2 separate regions of the Mus musculus genome follow, and region 2 is linked to region 1. Evidence: chromatin contacts called from ENCODE Hi-C or POLR2A ChIA-PET data. All regions are on one chromosome and are shown on one strand. The core of a region is the stretch at or near the end of the contact, and the rest is flanking DNA. Distances in the headings are between cores, read along the strand shown.

Region 1 (5,638 bases), core at 954-3,453:
TCAGGTGTGTTGCTTATTTGGCTCCCTCAGGCCTGCCTGGATGGTGATGCTGTCAGCATAAAGTTCACATGGGAAAACCATACAATTGGGTTACAAAATAAGAATCTCATGTTTTAACTAAGTCTGTAACATCTTTGTGTGTGTGTGTGTGTGTGTATTGGATGCATTCATCACCACCCTTTGGCTGAAGGCTGAATATATCCAAAGATTGAGACTTTGCACAAATCTCTTCATCTGGCCTAGACATGGAATGGGAAGACATGAAAAGCAGGTAAGTTTGTCCTGGTTCCATCTCCACCTTCCACTTGACATTGTTCTATACCAGCATGCCTGCTTTCTCATGGGTAAATCTGGTGAGAAGATTTATCTTGGTTGTGATATGCAGAGTAAAATTGGGTAATTGTTATTAAGTGGCATGACTAGGCAAGTAGAAAACATTTGACCCCAGATCACACTAGCTCATAGTCTTTTTTGTTTGTTTGTTTGCTTGCTTGTTTGGCAAGCTGAACAGGAAGGATTCAGGACGATCGTCCCAATGCTACAGTGTATCTTGCCTCTGAGGTATATGTTGAGATGAGATGAGAATACTTTTTTTTTTTTTTTTTTTTTTTTAATGCTAAAAAGCTAGGTCACAAGAGCACTTGCTCTTTTGACAGAACCATTTAAGACCACACCAGAAGATCAGAAAAATTCTTCCCGTGCCATTTACTTTACTACAAACGTAGGCAGTAAAATTGCCCTTTTCGGCGTACAGTCTTACGAGTTTTAGCACGTGTATGGGTTTACATAACCATCGTCATGATTGCCATACATATGACTTCAGCTTCTGAGTCGGTTTTTTTTTCCCCTCAAAGCTTTTCACATTTATACTGCAAAACACTTTTAAAAATAAGAGAAAGGGATTTAGATAAATGTGCTGAAGATGCAAATTAATGAAACTGTCTTTTTGCACAAATCTCTGCAGTCTCCAGGCTCTGCAGCTTTTTTTCCTGGGCCATTTTGGCTGGTGTTTCTGTGGACTATCTTTCCACAGAAAGAAACAGCCATAGACTCAGAATTGGACCGCCACAGTCATGATGCATGTTGTGGGGAACAATCCCCGGCTTCCTTAACTTGATACTTTTATTATACTGGGTCTTCTTTTTCCCAGCCTTATCTCTCCTATCGTTTCTCTCTCTAAAATGAAATAGTCTGTAATCACCCACACCTTTTAACTTGGGGAAAATTTGACTGAGGAAAAGCAGATAAGACTTTTTGAGAGAGCAATGAGAGGGCGTTCGGGACTCCAACTCTCTCCAGACTTAATGACATTGGTCCTATAAGCATTCCAGTCGTTTCCCTAATCCATCATCCGGCGCCTGCCAGCGCCCCCTGGGAGACAGACTTTGGGACAAACTTCTTTCCCAGGTCAGCCCGCCCACCTCCCGCCGCGAGCGCTCCCTGCGTAAGTGACTTGTGCTGACACAACGCACCGCATCTGGTGTAGGGAGCTTTCCGGGTGACTCACGTCTTTGCAATTTGCTTTTGTTTCTGGGGTGTTTTAGCTGCAATTTTCTTCCCTCTGGTTTTAATTTTGAGAGGAGGGGGGAAAAAACCACCCATAATGAATCAAGAATGAGTGTCCTTTCCAGTAACCCTCCCCCACTTTAAAGTTGACTGTCTTTACAAGTTTGATAACTACCCTAGACGTGCGGGGGCGGCACAGGTAGGAAGGCATTAACTAACTACCTCATAAACTGAAGTTGCCAGCCAAACCGAGCCACGAGAGAGGAGACTTTCTGAATCTCCCTCACAACCCAGGCGTTTGCCGCGGCGGATGTAACCTGTGCAGCTCCTTCTTCTACTGCTGCTTTGCTCACGCTTAAATCCCTCTCCTCACTGCCAGCGGTGCCAGAAGCAGCGTGAATTCCAAGAGGTCCACCAGCGGTTTTGTTTCTGTCCGAGGTAAATACGCTATGCAAAATACGGAACCACCAAAGGATGCCGGGGAGGGGGAACAGAAGGGGAATCCCTCACCTTCTCGGGATGCGTTGCTCATTTATCTCCGCCTAGGGGAGTCGCCCAGCCTAGGTTGCCCCTCGTATCCCTCCCTGAAGCCCCTACCTGGGGCAGCAGAGGTGGCCAGCGCGGCGGCGATCTCTCCTGCAGCCCTGGCCCTCCCCCGCCCCCCGGCTTGGTTTTTCCCAGCCGTGGAGGTTGGGCCAGGGGCTGGGGTTGAGAGGAGAGTCGGCGCCCGCAGCAGGAGCTGGGAAGGCGCGTGGACTCGGGTGGCCCTCGGAGTTGGCTTTGCAGGCGCGGGGTGCGGAGGTGAGCAGTGGGGACCGAGCGGCCAGGTTTGGAGCCTGGAGGCGGGACCAGGGTTCCTTTCTATACTAGGGCGTGAAGAGAGCCGGGGGGGGGGGGGTCCTGGCTGCCACACCGCCCACGGTCCCACGGCCGCTTTGTTGGCGGGTTCCCTCCGTTTTTCTGGAGATGTCTGGATCCTCTCGGGATCGGGGAGCTGGGTGGCCAGGAACTGGGGAGTCGAGAGTAGGCGACAGCTGTACGGCTCTGCTCCCCTTTTCACACTAATCCAAGGAGGTACCAAAAAAAAAAAAAAGCTCTTAAGAGTCCCGTAACCCGAAACTTCGCTCTCATCCCAAGGTGGGAGGGGGAGGAGCGGCGGGGGCGGGGACCCCGGAAGGCAGGTGGTCGGCCGGGGCGGTAGGAGCTGGGATCCGGAAAAAGGAGAAGTTTGCTCGCTGGACACCGCGGGGTCTGCGTGAAGTTCTAGGCGGGAGGAGGGCAATCCGGGCAGGAGCCAGGCGGGAGGTGGCCCGGGTCCTGATGGTGTGGGCCCGGAAGAGGTAGGCTTAGCGCCTGGGAGTGGGGACCGCGTCCCACTAGGGAGGAAGGACGCACACAGAAGCTTGGGCCGGGTTGCTAGTGTGGGGACTACTTGGTTCGTACTCGGGGAGCTGCGGCCGTCACTCCTCCTCACGCTTCTCTCCCGCTTGTCCCAGGTCGCTCATCCGATCCTGCCCTGAGAGAGGCGCCAACAAAGGAGTTGAGGAGGTGCCACCCACCCCAGCTGCGGCGGGAGGAGGAGCGCCAAGGCCCGTGTCCCGACCCGCCGTGCGTACTCACTGGAGGGAAGGGCGGGGTGCCGCTCCGGGAGGGGGACGCCCGGTGGCTCGGGGTTAGCCAAGTTCCAGCTTTTGGCGTCCCCTCCTCTGCTCCCACGCGAGGAAAGTTTGCCGTCGACGCTTGCGGCCGGCTCGCGCCCGCCGGGCCCAGGCGGTCGAGTCTTCGGAGCGGGCGCTGTCCCAGCTCCGGGGAACCGCGAGCCGCGATGCCTGGGGCGGGCTCCCGGGGCCCCTCCGCCGGGGACGGACGGCTGAGGTTGGCAAGGCTGGCGCTAGTGCTGCTGGGTTGGGTCTCCGCGTCGGCCCCCAGCTCTTCGGTACCCTCGTCTTCCACCTCCCCGGCAGCCTTCCTGGCCTCGGGGTCTGCGCAGCCTCCGCCAGCCGAGAGATGCCCCGCGGCGTGCGAGTGCTCCGAGGCGGCGCGCACGGTTAAGTGCGTGAACCGCAACCTGCTGGAGGTGCCGGCGGATCTACCGCCTTACGTGCGCAACCTTTTCCTTACCGGCAACCAGATGACCGTGCTCCCGGCGGGCGCCTTCGCCCGCCAGCCGCCGCTCGCCGACCTGGAGGCGCTCAACCTCAGCGGCAACCACCTGAAGGAAGTGTGTGCAGGTGCCTTCGAGCATCTGCCGGGTCTGCGCCGGCTTGACCTCAGCCACAACCCTCTCACCAACCTCAGCGCCTTCGCCTTTGCGGGCAGCAACGCCAGCGTCTCGGCCCCCAGCCCCCTGGAGGAGCTGATCCTGAATCACATCGTGCCCCCTGAGGATCAGAGGCAGAACGGGAGCTTCGAGGGTATGGTGGCCTTCGAAGGCATGGTGGCAGCAGCTCTGCGCTCAGGCCTTGCACTCCGAGGTCTTACACGCCTGGAGCTAGCCAGCAATCACTTTCTTTTCCTGCCTCGGGACTTACTAGCCCAACTGCCGAGTCTCAGATACCTGGACCTCAGGAACAATTCCCTGGTGAGCCTGACCTACGCATCCTTCCGCAACCTGACACACCTCGAAAGCCTCCACTTGGAGGACAATGCCCTCAAGGTCCTTCACAACTCCACCTTGGCTGAGTGGCACGGCCTGGCTCATGTCAAGGTGTTCCTGGACAACAATCCCTGGGTTTGCGACTGCTACATGGCTGACATGGTGGCTTGGCTTAAAGAGACAGAGGTGGTGCCAGATAAAGCCAGGCTTACCTGCGCATTCCCGGAGAAAATGAGGAATCGTGGCCTCTTAGACCTCAACAGCTCTGACCTGGACTGTGACGCTGTCCTTCCCCAATCCCTGCAGACTTCCTATGTCTTCCTAGGTATTGTTTTAGCTCTGATAGGCGCTATTTTCCTCCTCGTTTTGTATTTGAACCGTAAAGGCATAAAAAAGTGGATGCATAACATCAGAGATGCCTGCAGGGATCACATGGAAGGGTATCATTACAGATACGAAATCAATGCGGACCCCAGATTAACAAATCTTAGTTCCAACTCGGATGTCTGAGAAACCGGACCCGTCAAGGAGGACTCTGCATGAGGTGTAGACTTAAGGGTTTTTTTTTCCCCTTTACTAGGCTTGCTCCACTTCCACACTTCACCGTAGACACTATTGACTTTGATCCTTGTTATGTAAAATCCCGGTGTGTTCTGTTAATGTAAGGACATGAACAACTGCACATGTTTATTTTCCCTATTCCTTTCGGTACTCCTCGATGCCTGCGGAGGGATTGTTTTTTTTTTTTTTTCCTCTCTCTCAAGTCGCAGCATGGACTTGGATTAGTTCAGTTCAAGGTGTAGCACAGATAACATTCAACGGAAGCTGCCTCAGTTTTTTTTTTTTTTTGAGAAAAGTACTTTATTCATAAATATGAGTTTCATCCTCACCTACCTAAATGATGGAGGAAATATTGCATCCCCAAACTGCCTGCAGACCGTAGCAAGCTCTTACATAGAACTTTGTAGTGCATAAGAGCACCTGCATCCAAGAGCATGCGTACATTTTACTGTTCTGCATATTAAAAAGAAAAAGTTGCAACTTCAGATAACTTCTTTGACAAACTAAATTACTTTTTGATTGCAGTTTATAGGAAACTGACCTGAGATTTTTCGGTGTTTTTTTTTTTTTTTTTTTGTTTGTTTTGGTTTTTTGTTTTGTTTTGTTTTTTAAATAAACTGCATTGAGATCCAACAAACTGGATTGTTATAAAAAAAATCAATAAAAGAATCTTAAAAGAAGCATGTTGTGTTTAACTTTGGTATTTTGAAAGGAGGATTAAGGGCAATGGTATTGAATAGTCTGGATTCAAATAATACTGGAGTTATTAGTTAGCAGAGCTGAGAATCAGCCTGGAGCAGTGCCTTCATATAAATAGACTGGAGAGAATTCTGAAATGATGGATTCTTTTAGGGCTTAAGTGGAATTAAGGTTATTTATAGGGTCATAGTATTAGAGGTCCCCAAGTTAACGGTGTTCATTATGTGTTATTTAAAAGAGCATTGGGAGGTTGGTAATAGTGAAGAGTCCTTTATG
Region 2 (5,638 bases), core at 1,515-4,014, 620 kb after region 1:
AGATGTCCCGACCGGTAAGAAGAACACATGCTCCACTATGTTCATAGCAGCCTTGTTTATAATAGCCAGGAGCTGGAAAGAACCCAGATGCCCCTCAACAGAGGAATGGATACAGAAAATGTGGTACATTTACACAATGGAATACTACTCAGCTATTAAAAAAATGAATTTATGAAATTCCTAGGCAAATGGATGGACCTGGAGGGTATCATCCTGAGTGAAGTAACCCAATCACAAAGGAACTTGCACAATATGTACTCACTGATAAGTGGATATTAGCCCAGAAACTTAGGATTCCCAAGATATAAGATACAACTTGCCAAACGCATGAAATTCAAGAAGAACGAAGACCAAAGTGTGGACACTTTACCCTTTCTTAGAAATGGGAACAAAATACCCATAGAAGGAGTTACAGAGACAAAATTTGGAGCTGTGACGAAAGGATGGACCATCTAGTGATTGCCATATGCAGGGATCCATCCCATAATCAGCTTCCAAATGCTGACACCATTGCATACACTAGCAAGATTTCACTGAAAGGACCCAGATATAGCTGTCTCTTGTGAGACTATGCCGGGGCCTAGCAAACACAGAAGTGGATGATCACAGTCAGCTATTGGATGGGTCACACGGCCCCTAATGGAGGAGCTAGAGAAATTACCCAAGGAGCTAAAGGGAACTGCAACCCTATAGGTGGAACAACAATATGAACTAACCAGTACCCGGGAGCTCTTGTCTTTAGCTGCATATGTATCAAAAGATGGCCTAGTCGGCCATCACTGCAAAGAGAGGCCTATTGGACTTGCAAACTTTATATGCCCCAGTACAGGGGAACGCCAGGGCCAAAAAGGGGGAGTGGGTGTGTAGGGGATTGGGGAGGTGGGTATGGGGGACCTTTGGGATAGCATTGAAAATGTAAATGAGGAAAATACCTAATTAAAAAAAAAAGAAAAAAAGAAAAAAAAAAAGAAAAGATTTGTAAATTTAGAAGAAGAAAAAAAGAAACGGGAAAGAAATACTCATTTAAGCTACCACAGAGATGAAATATGAATCTCAAAGCCTTGTTGGATGTTCCCAGCCCTGTGAAAGCACAGGCAAGCAGGCAGATCTATGAGTTCAAGGTCAGACTGGTTACATAGTAAACCACACCAGCCATGAATACATTATTAGGCCCTGTCTTACAAAACAAAACAACAAAAACATGTTGGGAAAGGCAGATTGAAACATCAATTTCAAAACATCAGTTGGCTATGTCAGCTTGACATACGTCGGGAATTAATTAAAACCCCAACATGGAGGGCACATGGTGAGGGATTTTTTTACTTAATTGGAAGTAGGAAGACTCACTTCCTACCTTTGAGGTAGGAAGACATTCCTTTATCCGGATCTTTTGAGCTGGGAAGAGCCACCTCAAATATAAGCCACAACTTCTGTGGGAAGAGGACATGGAAGAAAGAAGCTCTTTGCTTGCTTGCCCTCCCTCTCACTGTCATTAGGAAGTGCACTGAAGACCAGCTGAGACACACAGCCTCACGGACTGAGCAAACACTGGATTTTTGGACTCAACATTCATTCATAGCCACTGTTGGACTGGCTGGACTGCAAGCTGTTAAGTCGTTCTAATAAATCCTCTTTCTATTTATAGACAGATTCATTCAATCAATTCAGTTACTCTAGAGGACCCTGACTAATACACATGTCAACACAGTTCGAGAAACAGGGATATTGTGTAGATTGGTTGAATGGGACCAGACCATGGTTCTCTTAGTAGGATAAGGGACTGAGCTGTGTTAGAAGTCAACAGTCAAAAGATCAGAGAGACAAACAGGCAGTCTAGCAAAGTAGGTTTCTCACAGAGTTTGTTTGGTACGAGGGATTAGGCAGCTGTATTTGGTAATGTGTGTATTCTTAATTACCAAACACAGTGGACAGAAATTGTGGATATTGATCTCACTCCTCCCCACCCTTCATCCCCATACTGGGGAGTATTCAAGATCTGTACAAGCTACACAAATGAATTGTACTGAGCCTAGACTCAATCCCAATCTTAAAACTGAAGAAATCCAGGTAATTCTGCCCATGTGAGAAAGGTAGGATTTGAGTTCAGTCCTCAGGCCGCATGCAAAACTGCCACTTTAGCTACTTGTCAGATTTTAGGAAAAAAGGCGAAGCTAAGGAAAAAAAAAAATACAACTGTGCTGCTCTGTAGTACATTTTCACATCTATTTGATACATTTGTCACTAAGAACTAGGCAAAACCCACGAAGAGATCACAAACCATTAAAATTGCTGACCATTAGCAAAAAGGAGCATTTTACCCCCTAAAAGTTTCTTGTTTGTGTAGTAAATATGAAATTTAAAGTTCGCAGACAGGCTGGGGAGATGGTTCAGCGGCTAAAATGCTCGCCAGGGCAACCCATCTCGCCCCGCGCACGCGCACATTGTCCCGCGCACGCGCCTACTGCCCGGCGCGCTCGCTCCCTCGGTCCCGCGCATCCGCGCTCCTGTGCCACGCACACGCGCACCAGGCTCCGGGCCGCGCGCCTGGCCCATGCACGCGGTCCCGCGCACCGGTGCTCCCTCCCTTACCCCAGGATTAGCAGCGCACTCTGCAGCCGTCTCCGCACTTCCAGGAACACGCGCGTTTCCGCCGCAGCCACCGCCATGGCCGACTCAGGGACCCACGCGGGACCGAGCCCACAGTTACTAGAACCCGGACAGGGTGGGAGCACGTGCGGCCGTAGCAGGCGGCTGGCTCCCAGGCCAAGGTAGCGCGAAGGGATCCGGCGGCGGCCGTCTGTCGGCTAGAGCGCCACCTACCGGGAAGAGAGCGCACTGCCGAGGCGCCGACCTTGCCCCAGTGGCCGCTCTAGTAGGACAGGTGCGACCCAGAGAGCAGAGCTGACCTCCACTGGAAGGATGTTGGATGGGCTTGACTATGACTACGAGCATTTCTTTCCCTGAAATGAACAGAAAGCTCAGTTTGGGCCAGGGGAAGCTCTTCTCTGGATAGTTGAGTAGGATGAGGTAGATAATGGAGCAGAAGCTGTACAGGTGGTACTTCCCATAGGTCCAGAGCCCCAAAGCCCACTTTATCGGAGTCTCCTTTATTTGAACTAGAACAGTTTATTAGCTTCCGTATGATGTATCCAAAAATATCCACAATTGATTGGCCATTACATTTCGCGCTAGATATGGTACTTCCAAGACTGAAACAGTTGCAAAAACCAGTGTAACCACTAAAAGACTGGTGGACTTGTATCTTGACTGACCATTCATGTAACTTTTGAGAAGCTAAAAGGAAATGAGTAATTTCTGATATACATTCCCACTATACTGCAGAAATAAAAGAAGTCATAACTTAATTGCTCCTACAAGATACATTTCGAAAGTTTGATGCAGTAAAAGATCTAGTGTGGTATAAACAAATATATCAGGCCATAGGATTTCAGTTGGACACCTTTTAAGAATGGAAAGCTGTTATTTAAAACATAGCTTGTATAATGGGGATTGTCTTAGTTAAGGTTGCTTTTGCTGTGATGAAGCAACAGTACCAAAGGCATTTGGGGAGGAAAGCATGTGTTCAGCTTACACTTCTATACCACTGTTCATCATTGAGGGATGTCAGGACAGGAACCCAAACAGGGCAGAAACCGAGAGGGGGAGCTGATGCAGAAGCTATGGGAGGGTGAGTTTACTGGCTTGCTCCCATGGTTTCACTGAACCTGCTTCCCCATAGAACCGAGGATCACCGACCCAGGCAGGGATAGCACCACCCAACATAGGCTAGGCCCTCCTAGGTCAATCACTATTTTAAAAAACGAGTTACAGTTAGGTCTTATGGAAGCATTTTCTCAATTGAGGTTCCCTCCTTTCAGAAGACTCTATCTTGTGTCAAGTTGACATAAAACTAGCCAGGACTGAAATCCTGTTTATTGATGTTCCATTTCATAATTTCATAGTTATAATTATCTGACATTGAACAAACTGGAAGCATTTCTAAATAGGTTTAATCCAAAGAGGATGGCGTATATCTGCAACCCCAGCATTTAGGAGACTGAGGCAGGATTGCTGAAAGTTCAAGGTCAGTTTGGGCTATGTGAGTACAGGGCCGTCTAGAGCTATGTGGCAAGACTGTCTCAAAACAAAAACTGGTCTTAAGTATACTGAAAATGTGATTTCAGATAACTTTTCTAATATCAACCTTTGAGGTGTTTTAAAGTTTATCATGTTGCTATATAAATTCCTGTTTCATTCCAACAATTTGAGATCATAAGAGGGAATAATAGCTTTAAAAAGTAAAAGCTTTGGGATGGAGGGTTGGCTTTGTGGTTAAGAGCACTTGGTTGCTGTTTCACAGGACTGGGAAGCTAGGTTTATAGCACTCATAATTGCTTGCAACTTCAGAGCATCTGACCTCTTTTTCTGGGCTCCATGCATGCACACACATACCTGTGGCACTCCCATATAAAATATAAGTAAATAATTTTTGAAAAAAAGCAAAGGTAACTACTATTTGGTGGCAACTCATTTATTTGAAGGACAATTGTTCTCTTATACTTTTAACACAGAATATTACTTAAATTTTGGCAATACTTAATATTGACACCTAGCAAAATACACAGCGTCCTCAGATTAGCGTGCTCCTCATATATGGTTTAAAACTAGAACACGCAAAAACACTTGTAAAGACAACAACCCTTTCGAATACGCGTTTGAAAGACGGCTAGATACAAAAAAAAGTGCTAAACTGGCTCTCGGTTTCACACAAACTGTGCCTGAAATGACGCGCATAAAGTGCTGGTGGATCCAGATGATCGTACTTAAATAATACTTCAAAACTGTTTTCAATTCCCCCATTCCATCAAAATGATGGTTCGCTGGCTCCTTGCTCACACCTTTCCCGCCTTCCCTCCGCCGTCTCTCCGGTCGCCCGCACGAGGGCGCTGTGGCGCCGGCTAGCCGTGGCCGCCGAGCAGCGGACGGGGACGGGGGCGGGGACGGAGGCCGCCGACGTCGACGCCGGCGTGGGCGCGCGCGGTGCACGCTGGTAGCTGTCACTAGGCCCTGGGCTGGCGGCCTTCGTGCGGCTGCCGCGGTTGCCAAGAGAGCGGCGCCAGCGGGGAGCAGCAGAGCCCGCGGCAGGTAACAGCGTCCCCGCCCCCGGCGCGGTCGCGCGGCGAGACGCGGCACGGTTCGGGCGAGCGTCTCCGGGCTTGGCCTGCGGTGGTGGCGTCGGGGTGTCACCGCCCGGCCCCCACCTGAGCCCGCCTCTGGGTGGAGGGAAACGGGCCCTGACCTGCCCGGGGCGAGCGGTGGGACCCGGGGCCTGTCCGCCCGTGGCCTTCGGCGGGCAGAGCCGGCACGGGGCTGAGGGGTGGTGTCACCTGGGCGCGGGTGCCCGGCGCCTTTGTTGGAGGCTTCCCGGCACCCCGTTGCCTCGCCAGCCCGGTGGGTCCCTTTTAGGATCGAGGCGACACCGAGGCCCGCCGATGTGCCGGTGCAGAGGGTTGGGAAGCAGAGCCAAGTTCACCAAGAGGAAGCCGAGCTAGCACACGGAAGTTGTTAACAGTCCTCACCTTTGATTTCCAAGGCTTTGAAAGTTGCCCCATCGCTGTACTTAACCTCACCCTCATCC

Evidence for each region. A loop is a pair of places that touch in the nucleus more often than their neighbours do. ChIA-PET counts read pairs that join two places held with the same protein, here RNA polymerase II (POLR2A).
Region 2: a loop to region 1 is called in a map of T-helper 2 cell, with 3 times the contacts of the local background. The contact joins the promoter of Ube2cbp here to the promoter of Tpbg in region 1. A Hi-C loop is called at or near these places in 7 of 37 maps with a recorded cell type or tissue (Patski, T-helper 17 cell, T-helper 2 cell and 2 more). POLR2A ChIA-PET finds 5 or more read pairs at or near these places in 2 of 5 experiments (Patski and embryonic stem cell).

What each region holds. Positions count from the first base shown.
Region 1 is chr9:85,840,649-85,846,286 of GRCm38, forward strand. It overlaps Tpbg (trophoblast glycoprotein), which reads left to right and starts at 2,204. Exons shown (of 2, transcript NM_001164792.1): 1 at 2,204-2,307; 2 at 3,003-5,638. The coding sequence starts at 3,332. The coding sequence ends at 4,612. LOC115487186 (a long non-coding RNA gene) reads right to left here and starts at 3,032. Exons shown (of 2, transcript XR_003948199.1): 1 at 2,950-3,032; 2 at 694-2,567.
Region 2 is chr9:86,462,152-86,467,789 of GRCm38, forward strand. It overlaps Ube2cbp (ubiquitin-conjugating enzyme E2C binding protein), which reads right to left and starts at 2,765. Exons shown (of 10, transcript NM_027394.2): 1 at 2,590-2,765. The coding sequence starts at 2,666. Dop1a (DOP1 leucine zipper like protein A) reads left to right here and starts at 5,003. Exons shown (of 39, transcript NM_177208.3): 1 at 5,003-5,145.